Regions from separate parts of the Homo sapiens genome. Here region 2 is linked to region 1. Evidence: chromatin loops called from intact Hi-C (ENCODE). Cell type or tissue: PC-9. All regions are shown on one strand. Links, peaks and the distances in the headings refer to the core of each region. The heading gives the core; the rest is flanking DNA.

Region 1 (5,360 bases), core at 361-5,360:
TCGCCATGTTGCCCAGGCTGGTCTCGAACTCCTGAGCTCAAGTGATCCTCCTATCTCAGATTCCCAAAGTGCTGGGATTACAGGTGTGAGCCACCATGCCTGGGTTTTCCTTGTTGATAAATGAGCATGGGATTGTTCTAGAGAAACTGTGCCATGAGCTGGGTGGGACAGGAGCATCAAGATCATTTCAGAAAGTTCTCTCGTGAAAGCCAAAATATGTGCCTACTCCACCTCTGCCCGCTAGCTACCATGTCCCAGGCCAAAAAGTCCTTAGGAGAGGAGAATCCCATGCAACTGTGGAGTGTGTGCTGGGCCCAGTCCTGGGTTCCTCATCCATTGCCTGCCTTAATCCCCAAGGCGGCTGTGGGGCACAGATTTCCCCATTTGACAGGACACCTCAACCAGCGGTTCTCAACCTCACTAGTACTGACATGTGAGGCTGGGTGCTTCTTTGCTGTGTGGCCTGCCCTGTGCATTATAGGATACATAGCAGCATCCTTGGCCTCTGCCCACTAAATGCCGGTAGCATACCCAATTTCTCCAGACATGTTCCTAGGGGGCAAAATCGTCCCTACTTGAGAACCATTGTCGTAGACAGTAAGTGCCAAGGACTCCAGGATGGGCCCTTGTTTGAACCTGGATCATCCAATTCTAAAGCCTGTCCACTTGCTTTTCTTTTCTTTTTTTTTTTTTTTGTGAGACAGAGTCTCACTGTGTTGCCCAGGCTGGAGTGCAGTGGCATGATCTCAGCTCACTGCAACCTCTGCCTCCCAGGTTCAAGTGATTCTCCTGCCTTAGCCTCCCAAGCAGCTGGGGTTACAGGCTCGTGCCACCATGCCTGGCTAATTTTTGTATTTTTAGTAGAGGTGGGGTTTCACCATGTTGGCCAGGCTGGTCTCGAACTCCTGACCTCAGGTGATCCACCTGCCTCGGCCTCCCAAAGTGCTGGGATTATAGGCATGAGCCACCACGCCCAGCCCACTTGCTTTTCTTCCTATTGCCTTTTTGGGAGTAAAATCCTTTTTGAAATCTGATGACAGCTATATGATCCTTATCCTGGAACAAGGCTCCTACCTTCAATTTCAAGGAGTTTGTGGGTACCAGGTGCTCATTCATGGAGAGAATATTAAGGACACCTGCCCACAGGGAAGCAGAACCAGATGGGAAGAGGCTGAATCAGCCTGCCCTCCTTCCTCTGACCCCTGTGTGATCACCCTGTGACTGGGGTGCGGTGTGTGTGGGGAGAGGGAGGTGAAGGCGGGATTGCCAAAGGCAGAGACATCTGCCCTTTTTGGACAGCTGCCATGTGAGCACGCCCCTGTGTGCCCTGAGGTGGGCAGCTGTGCCAGCCCACGTGCCGAGCCTCACTCATCACCTTGCAGATGGGTGGCCCTGACTCAGCTGGCTGGATACCAGCTGTGGTTGTCCCATCCCAGAACATACTTCCTGTGACTGAGTGACCACCACACTTACCCAAGCATACCTGCCCCTGAAAGCAGAGGAAGGGGCCCAGAGGACTCAAGAGCTGGCCTTTTGTTCTGAGTTCTAGAATGCCGTGATGGTGGAGGAGGGGAGTGGAAGAGCTTCAAGATTTCAGGAACTTCCAAGTCCCTGGCTTTGTAGCATGTTGTAAAGACACGTGGGCCTCAGTTTCCCTGCTTATAAAATGAGAGCATTGGACTGGATGATTTCTAATAATCCATACCCATTGAGCATTTCTTTTTTTTTGAGACGGAGTCTCGCTCTGTCACCCAGCCTGGAGTGCAGTGGTACGATCTCAGCTCACTGCAAGCTCCGCCTCCTGGGTTCACGCCATTCTCCTGCCTCAGCCTCCCGAGTAGCTGGGACTACAGGCTCCCGCCACCACGCCCGGCTAATTTTTTTGTATTTTTAGTAGAGATGGAGTTTCGCCATGTTAGCCAGGATGGTCTCGATCTCCTGACCTCGTGATCCGCCTGCCTCGGCCTTCCAAAGTGCTGGGATTACAGGCGTGAGCCACCGCGCCCGGCCCGAGCATTTCTTACGTGATAGGGTCTTCATGTCCATTCTATCATTTAATTCTTTTTTATTTTATTTATTTATTTATTTATTTTTGAGATGGAGTCTGGCTCTGTCGCCCAAGCTGGAGTGCAGTGGCACATCTCAGCTCGCTGCAACCTCCGCCTCCTGGGTTCAAGCGGTTCTCCTGCCTCAGTCTCCGGAGTAGCTGGGACTACAGGCATGGCTAATTTTTGTATTTCTAGTAGAGACGGGGTTTCACTATGTTGGCCAGGCTGGTCTGGAACTCCTGACCTCAGGTGATCCTCCCACCGGGGCCTCCCAAAGTGCTGGGATTACAGGCATGAGCCACCACACCCAGCCTATCATTTAATTCATGCAATGCCCTAGGAGAGAGGGGCTGTGATTATTAGCCTCACATTACAGCTGAGGAAGCTGAGACTCAGAGAGTTTAAGTAACTTGCCCAGGGTCGCGAGGCCAGTAAGTGGAAGAGGGGTGGGTCCCCTGCCCAGGTCTGACCCAGCAGCATCGTTGAGGATGTCAGTGACGCAGGTGAGAGGCTACGAGTGTCCAGGAGAGTAATGCAAGGGTGACCTGCGGAGGGAGGAGGGGCAAGATCAGGCACCCCGCCCAGTGTGGGGAGCGGCTGAAGATGACTCGGAGGTTTGGAGGGTGGCGGTGCTATTAATAGAAATAGGGAAGTCAGGAGGAGGAGCCGGTTTAGGGCTAGAAGATGATGAATTCATTCTTAGGCATGTGGACACGGATTTGCTGACAGTGGGACCTTTAGGCCAAGATCCAGCCACAGTTCAATTAGGAAAAATCAGCACCTACGAAGTACCTCTAAACGCCAGCAACAGCCTTACCAAGATCAAATCCCCAAACCACTCACACGGCAAGGCTTCCCAAGTCACTGGCTGTGGGCTGAGGCTGCAGTGATGAGTCTGCAGCAGCCATGCCCACGGCTCAGGTTCAAGTCCTGCACTGACCACTGGGGGTCACCGCTGGCGCGCAGACCTGGTGCAGCCGTCCAGGGGGTGCCTGCGGCAAGGCCGACCTAGGGGAAGGGGCGCAGTGGGTTTCAGGGAGCCAGGCTCCCCCTCGACAGGGAGGCAGAGATCTCTTCCTCCTCTTACAGGGGTGGGAGGGAGAGAGGCTGGCAACTGCTTCTTCCAGGCTGTCATCTGGCAACAGTTTTCAGGGCAGCCTGATTAACCTTGAATCTAGTTCTGTTGACGTAGCACCAGGGGAAGGGTGAGGGAGCAGAGCCCCCTTCCCTGAGTTGGCAATGAAGCTCTAGGGGCCTGCCTGGGGGACATCGTGTCCGGGGCAACCGGGGCAACCAGGGCCTGCGACCTGGGGCAGTGGAGCCTGGGAGCTGAGTCCCAGCTGTTCCAAGCCTCATGTCTCCCCTGGCATCTGCGTCAGCAGCTCTGCCCTTTGACTTTTAATTCCCAGGAGAGGAGGGTGGAGGCAGTCTTGGCCATCGGGACTAATTATTTGTGATTCGATTCAACCAGCAGTTTATTGGGGTTTGGACTGGCTTCCTGCTCTCCTCTCAGCCTCCCACACCCCAGCTTTATGGCCCTGTTCTCCTTCGGAAGCTGAGAACAGAGAGCAGGAGTGGCTCTGCAGCAGACACCCCGGTTCCTCTTGGTCTCCTGATCTCGGGATGTCCTGTGGGAAGTTAAGCTTATAAAATGCTTTGAGTCCCTAGAGAGAGGTGGCCCCAAGCTCATGCCCAGCCCAGGCCCTGGGCCCTCCTAGGCCGGCCTCCTGTTCTACCTGGGCTTGTTCGGACCTGTCCCCAGGTGGGCCGGGCTGGGCCAGGAGAGGGGCGCCAGCCTCCCAGCTGTCCAGGTTAGGGGGTGCAGGGCTCAGAAGGGATGGGGGTGGAGCAGGCACCGTGGAACCTGCGAGGCTCCCAGGCCCCAGGGCCCCTGTCAGCGTCTACTGTCCCTCTATATTCGGCCACAGCGTTATTGCCATGTCCTCTCGGGACAGGCAGCCAGCCCGACCCATGATGTCTCCTCCAAGGGCCTGGACTATTTTGGAACCAGCCTTGGGGGTGCTGGGGGAGGCCGAGGTGGGGTTTAAGGGAAGATTGCCTCGCGGCTCCCGGTCAGGGATGAGCAGAGGGTGTGTGGCATGGGGAACTGGCCCCTAGGCCCTTCTCAGAATTCCCAGTACAGTTACGTGAATGTTCCTTCTGCTCAGGTTTCCTGGGGATGCCTAGGCTGGGGCCTCAGGGGCTGAGTCTGGGCAAGAACCCAGCCCCTCCTCCCCCCGGGAGAAGCTTCCAGCTGTTTAGATTCATCCCTCAATTAAAAAACATTGCCCCCCTGTGCCAGGTTTCACCCAGAGCCACGTACAAGCTAGCCCAGTGGGTCTCAGCCTTTCGGATTTCTCACATCACTAACATTTCAAAAAAATAAAAAAATTTAGGATCTGACGTCGTCACCAGTTTTGTTTTTGCGACAGAGCCTCGCTGTGTCACCCAGGCTGGAGCGCAGTGGTGCCATCTCAGCTCACTGCAACCCCCGCCTCCTAGGTTTAAGCGACTCCTGTGCCTCAGCTTCTCGAGTAGCTGGAATTACAGGCGTCCGCCACCATACCCAGCTAATTTCTGTATTTTTAGTAGAGATGGGGTTTCACCATGTTGGCCAGGCTGGTCTCAGACTACTGGCCTTAAGCGATCTGTCCACCTCGGCCTCCCAAAGTGCTGGGATTTCAGGCATGAGCCACCACACCAGCTAGTCACCAGTTTTTTTATTTTGCTGAGTTTGAGGTCATTAAAAGGAAATGTCAAAGGAAAGGTCCTTTTGTGCTCACACACACAGACACACACAGACACAGACACACACACACAGACACACACACGATTGAAAATACAAAGCTCAGATAAAAGGACAGTCTTTTGGATTGAGTAAACCTAGCTTTAGTAAAACCTCACTATATTGTCCTTATTTTTCTCATTTTGCTGCTGGCAGATGAGAACATGGCGATGGCTGGCACTGGGCACCGGCTGAGGGACTTGTGCTCCAGGAACTGTTGGTCTTGCCACTCCTCCGCCTGGGCCCAGTGCCAAGGGCAGCCAGCTCTGCTCCGGGGAACCCCTCCCCAGCACGTATCTCCCAATCTCTCATGCACCGGTCACTGCCACTTTTGCTTCTATCTTCCTGTCCTCCATGCCCCTCCCCCAATATTTGCAGGAGGGGGAAGGTGGGGAGCAGGCTTCACACAGCTCCCAGACTAAAGATGGCACCGCTAGCCGATCACTGCAGCCCAGAGTCCACCCATGGGGAAGTCACACGTCGCCCGCTCCTTGGAGGGGGTCTCTGCTGTGGAAGGTGCTGGTCTG
Region 2 (5,370 bases), core at 103-5,102, 460 kb after region 1:
TGTAGTATCAGCTACAAAGGGGTGGAGAACTGAGGCAGGAGGATCACTTGAGCCTGGGAGGTTGATGTTGAATTGTTTGAACCTGGGGGGCAGAGGTTGTAGTGAGCCAAGATTGCGCCACTGCACTCCAGCCTGGGCAAGGGAGCAAGACTCTGTCTCAAAAAAAGAAAAAAAAAAGGAACTGGAGGCTGAGGGCGGTGGCTCACACCTGTAACCCCAGTAATCCCAGCACTTTGGGAGGCCAACGGGGGAGGACTGCTTGAGCTCAGGAGTTCAAAAGCAACGTGAGTTACATGGCAAAACCCTGTCTACAAAAATTTTAAAAATTAGCCAGGTGTGGTGGTTCCAGCTACTTAGGAGGCTAAGGTGGGAAGATTGCTTGAGTCCAGGAGGTTGAGGCTGCAGTGAGCCATGACTGTGCCACTGCACTCCACTCTAACCTGGGTGACAGAGATGAAAAAAAAAAAAGAAAGAAAAGAAAAGAAAGAAAGAAGGAAAGAAAGAGAAAAGAAAAGAAACTGGGAAAACAACATTTTTTGGCATAACCATGCATTAGTACACTATGGAGCCATACTGTGATCCCAACACTGAAAAATTGGATCTAGATATAAATTTACCATGGAAAGACACTTAGTACATATTAGATAAGACAATAAAGCTTCAAAGCAAGATGTGTATTATCCCATTTTTGTAAGATTGTGTATCTAAATACATTAATTTGCATATCAGAATTTCTGCTAAGATACACACCACAATCTTAACAATGGCTAATCTTTGAATGGTGGGATTACAAACTGAATCAGACAGTTTAGTCTCAAATATGGTGCAGCAACAACTGGAAAGTCTACTGGTCTACAATGGCAGGGGTTAATTTCTCTCTACTCTTCATGTCTATTGTGGCTGGCTGCTCTGACCATCCTCTTCACCCTGGGACCTAGGCTGACAAAACAGTCTCCATGTGAACATTGCAGGTCACTGCAACAGAGAGCTGATGGACCACCCACCGGCTCTTACAACCAGTGCCAGGCAAGTTTCGTGGCCCTTCCAGGTTCAACAAGGTAGGGGTATATAATCCTCCCCAGGCCCTCAGGTGAGGCTCATGCCAAGGAGGGGTAGCAAACATTTTGGACATGATACAATCTACCACACAAGTGATTTCATTCTATTATTTAAAGTTCTTTTCTTTGCAGAAGGATGTGAGAGGAGAAGTGAGCGGTCTCACAGGCATGATGCCAGCTACAAGGGGCTGGCGAGCTGATGTGGGAGGATCACTTGAGCCTAGGAGTTTGAGGCTGCGGTGAGTTGTGATTGTAACATTGTACTCCAGCCTGGGGGACACAGTGAGACCCTCACCCTCCCTGTCCCTAAATTTGAGAGGTCTGGACTTTGCCTAATTTAAGAGGAAGACCACTTGACCTGGACCTACAGCAAGGAGAAAACAACGATGGGACACAAAGTTCTGGATGCCCAGAAGTGTTATACCGGGCCTTCTGCTTACTGCTTATAGGACTTGAGTCGAGTTAGAGGGCCTCCATGAATGTCCCTATCTGTAAGATGGAAATGAAAAGAGCTGTCCTGTTGACCTCACACAATTCGGCAGCAGGGAGGGGTGGCTCAGTTGGAGGGCTTTCAAATGATCAGTGCTCTGCCTGCACACAGAGGGTTTGGTGCTTCAAGCTGTAACCACATACCCACATGTACTATATGTCCCCAACTTCATCACCAAAGGGGGTTGTTCACCCCTTTTACTTGCATCCATGTAGAGCAGGTGAAAAGATGACAAGCCAGGTCCCACTATGGAGGAGGAGAAGCCCCCTGATGGATGAGTCATGGAAGGGCTGGGATGTGAAATGAAGGCCCCCCTTCCCACTTTGTCACAGGACACTGGAAATAGCCATGTCTCCCTTTCCTCCTGCCCCCAGCCTCCTGGCATGGAAGGCAAGAAATGATTGTAATCAGAGGTTCCCAAAAGGGAATGATCATTAGGGCCATGTATGAGCATTGAAAAACTAGATTCTGGGGCTCCACCTCCGGGAGCTTCTGATTCATCTGGTGAAGGAAAGACCAGACTGAGTCACAGAAGGTGATCTGTGCCACCCCGACTTGGCCCTGGCTCCTACCCAGCTCCTCTGCACGGGCCTTATGAGGTGTCCTGGCAGGGAGCGCCCGGATGTCTCAAGTGGCACGAGCCCTGGCAGCTGGGAGAAACCTGAGTGGTCCCAGGTTATCTGATGGCGCACCTGCCTCGGCCCCGTGCTCGCTTCTTGAATGTCAAGATCAGGGGAAGTCTCAGGAAACAGCTCCCCGAGCAGCACGGGTGACCCCACAGGCTGCCCCAGGGCCAGGCTTTCCAGGGCAGCAGGGGCAATGGAGGTGGTAAGAAAAGGGTATCCCCTGTCCTGCTCCTAGTCCCTCTGAACCAAACGTGCCCCTGGCTCCAACGACCTGCCTGCACACCTTGACTGACAAGCCTGGAATTAATCTCTTTACACATCTATCAACATGGCAGTGAGTGCCTCGAGGGCCAAGACAGGTCTTGTTCCTCCCTGCTGCCCAGTGCAGTCCCTGGCACACCATTTGTGCTTGCTTAATATTTCATGAATAAAGGAGAGGTAGTAACACTTACCATATTACCACAGGGTCAAGGAAGGACTGATATTCACACCCACTGGGCACATGGGAAACGCACGTGCTTACCTGAGAGGTGGGGAGGCCCCATTCTTAGTCACTCAGCTAGAGGCTGAGCTTAGCATGCCTCATTTGGCAGTGGTACTAGATTACTTCTGGCATCATGGTACCCTATGACATAAGGTATGAAACTTATGGAGCCTCTTCCCAGGAAAATGCCCCTCCCCACTCCCTCTGTCTCACACATATAACATACAACTTCCAGGTTAAGAGTATCACCCCTTCACCAGGCACAATGGCTCACATCTGCATCCCAGTACTTTGGGAGGCCGAGGTGGGAGGATCACTTGAGCCCAGGAGTTTGAGACCAGCCTGGGAAATATAGGGAGACCCTATCTCTACAAAAAAACAATTAGCCAGGCATGGTGGTGCACACCTGTAGTCTCAGCTACTTGGGAGGCTGAGGTGGGAGGATCACTGGAACCTGAAAGGTCACAACTGCAGTGAGCTGTGGTCATGCCATGGCATTCCAGCTTTGGCGACACAGTGAAGCCCTGTCTCAAAAAAAAAAAAAAAAAAAGTATCAGCCCTTTAAAAAATGGAAAGCTCTTTTTTAATGGAGAAAGGTTAAAATTATCTACAATGATTGTATGTAGCTAATGAATTTATTTATTTATTTTGAGACGGTGTCTCGCTGTCGCAGGCTGGAGTGCAGTGGCACAATCTCAGCTCACTGCAACCTTCACCTCCCAGGTTCAAGCGATTCTCCTGCCTCAGCCTCTCGAGTAGCTGGGACTACAGGTGCGTGCCACCACGCCTGGCTAATTTTTGTATTTTTTTTTCTTTTTTGTAGAGAAGGGGTGTTGCCATGTTGGCCAGGCAGGTCTTGAACTCTTGACCTTAAGTGATCCACCTGCCTCGGCCTCCCAAAGTGCTGGGATTATAGGTGTGAGTCACTGCACCTGGCCTGATGTCTACAACTTTTAAATTATTCAGAAAAAAAATTATACAGACATATTTATCTAAAGATGAAGTAAATGTGGCCAAAAATTAACAATTGATGAATCTATAGGGTAACCACAAAGTATGGAAACTTTTTTTTTTTTTTTTTTGGAAGCAGAGTCTTGCTATGTTGCCCAGGTTGGCCTCAAACCCTTGGGCTCAAGTGATTCTCCCGTCTTGGCCTCCCCAAGTGCTGGGATTATAGGCATGCACCACCCCATCTGGCCTATCATATTTTTCAATAGATTGAAGATGTTCTTGATGGCATTATGAATATTTGCCTATTTCCAGACTTTATAGTTACATAGTAGACAAAGGATATATGGCTTCCAATGAACTATTCTTTTATCTTTTCTGTAGGTCTGAAATCCTTCAAAATAAAATGTAGGGAGCGGGGGAAGGAATCTCAGCCCTAGGCTAAGGTTCTAGTCCCAAAATCAGGATTCCACGCTCTAGGAAGGAGCTCAAAGGAGAGGACCACAGTCAAGACAGGCTCCAGATGTGTTTATTAGGCTATTTAAATAGAACCATGTGACCATTTCTGTAGGTAAAAGGACAAAGAAGAATTACAAACACTTTGGGTCTTTCCCGAATTCTCTCCCCTTTCTCTGGTCAACTCCACCCACCTTCACTCTCAAAGGAAAGGCACAGGGGGAAGGAAGTGAGTGAGGGGGCTCAGAAGAGTCTGTGTGGCTCCTACCACCCCAAACATATTCTGGTTTCCCGAAGATAAGAGGCAAGGCTTGCTCTGATCTTTCCCAGTTCTCAGAGTCCAGCAGGCCGCTGTGCTGGACACATACATGGATCCACCAACATACATCAGTCCTTCTGTGTTCTCTCCTGCATGGTAGAGGCTGGAAGCCTAAGAGCTATATTCCTCAGAATTTCCTGCCAGCCAGGATTTGCTTTAAAGTCCACTAATGAGAGGCACTTCTAGAAACCATGATTCCTTCTCCAGCAGTGGCAGACAGTAGGCATGAGGTTTTGTAGCATCTTCTGAGCATTTTCCAGTACATCATCTGCTTTTGTGCTGCTGGAAGCTGAGACCATCAGCAGGAGTTTTCTGTGCCTCCTGCAAGTTGCTGATTTCTCACAGTTGCTACTGGCTTTCTCCAATGTTCACTTCTCTATCCCTTTCAGTGGTTTATAAATACTTCATTCCTATAGTAGATCCCTTCCTGCTTATATTAATAATACCTAGAGGGGACATGGTTTTCCTGATTCATCCAGCTATCTTAGGACCTTACTCCAAAATAAGGAAGGCTTCTCTTGGGGAGGTAATTGCCTGTAGAAAGATTTCCAAACACTGTTCATTATTTGATGCCAAAAAGGTAAACAGAAGCTGATGTGGGTGGTAGGCAATTCCCAGCCATGGAACACATGTTGGCCTGTGAGTCCTGAGATGCTGAATGGGATGCCAGTTCCCTGACCAGAAATGTCCTCCCATCTACCTCACTGCTGCCATTCCCCTGGGGATGCCAGGGCTGAGCAATAACCACAAGGAGCAGAGACGGCACCCGACAACGGAGAAGAGATGTCTGCAGTACCGACCCAGCTCTCAAAACCCACCTGGCATTACCCTGGAACACAGGAACATTTTTGTCATCCTCCTGGCACAGGGGAGGGGGTTCTCTGCTGCCAGGCTTCTTGGAGCTGAGGCAGGAGGGTCAGCAAGAGAGAGTCCAGCACAGCCAGACCCTCCCAGGAACACCGAAGACCCCTGGAAAACCAAGAGGCCTG

What was found. A loop is a pair of places that touch in the nucleus more often than their neighbours do. Peaks named below come from ENCODE experiments on the same cell type or tissue, not always from the same donor. Only the 100,000 strongest peaks of a DNase experiment are listed, where the experiment ranks them.
Region 2: a loop joins it to region 1, with 7 times the contacts of the local background. A loop is called at or near these places in 5 of 110 quality-filtered maps.

The regions. Positions count from the first base shown.
Region 1 is chr17:50,948,144-50,953,503 of GRCh38, reverse strand. It overlaps LOC124904029 (a long non-coding RNA gene), which reads left to right and starts at 1,973. Exons shown (of 2, transcript XR_007065849.1): 1 at 1,973-2,551; 2 at 2,752-4,451. RefSeq lists enhancers at 1,323-1,824, 2,465-2,991 and a silencer at 2,862-3,156. In PC-9, for the core only: CTCF peaks have their summits at 2,798 and 2,999 (motif pointing right); DNase peaks (open chromatin) are centred at 1,243, 2,663 and 5,073; H3K4me3 peaks cover 445 bases; H3K27ac peaks cover 2,959 bases.
Region 2 is chr17:50,484,724-50,490,093 of GRCh38, reverse strand. It overlaps RSAD1 (radical S-adenosyl methionine domain containing 1), which reads right to left. Exons shown (of 9, transcript NM_018346.3): 9 at 4,120-5,350. The coding sequence ends at 5,233. Among named protein-coding and RNA genes, the nearest start is that of RSAD1, 8.5 kb to the right of the region's middle. In PC-9, for the core only: no CTCF peak of the experiment used is centred there; DNase peaks (open chromatin) are centred at 2,103 and 2,643.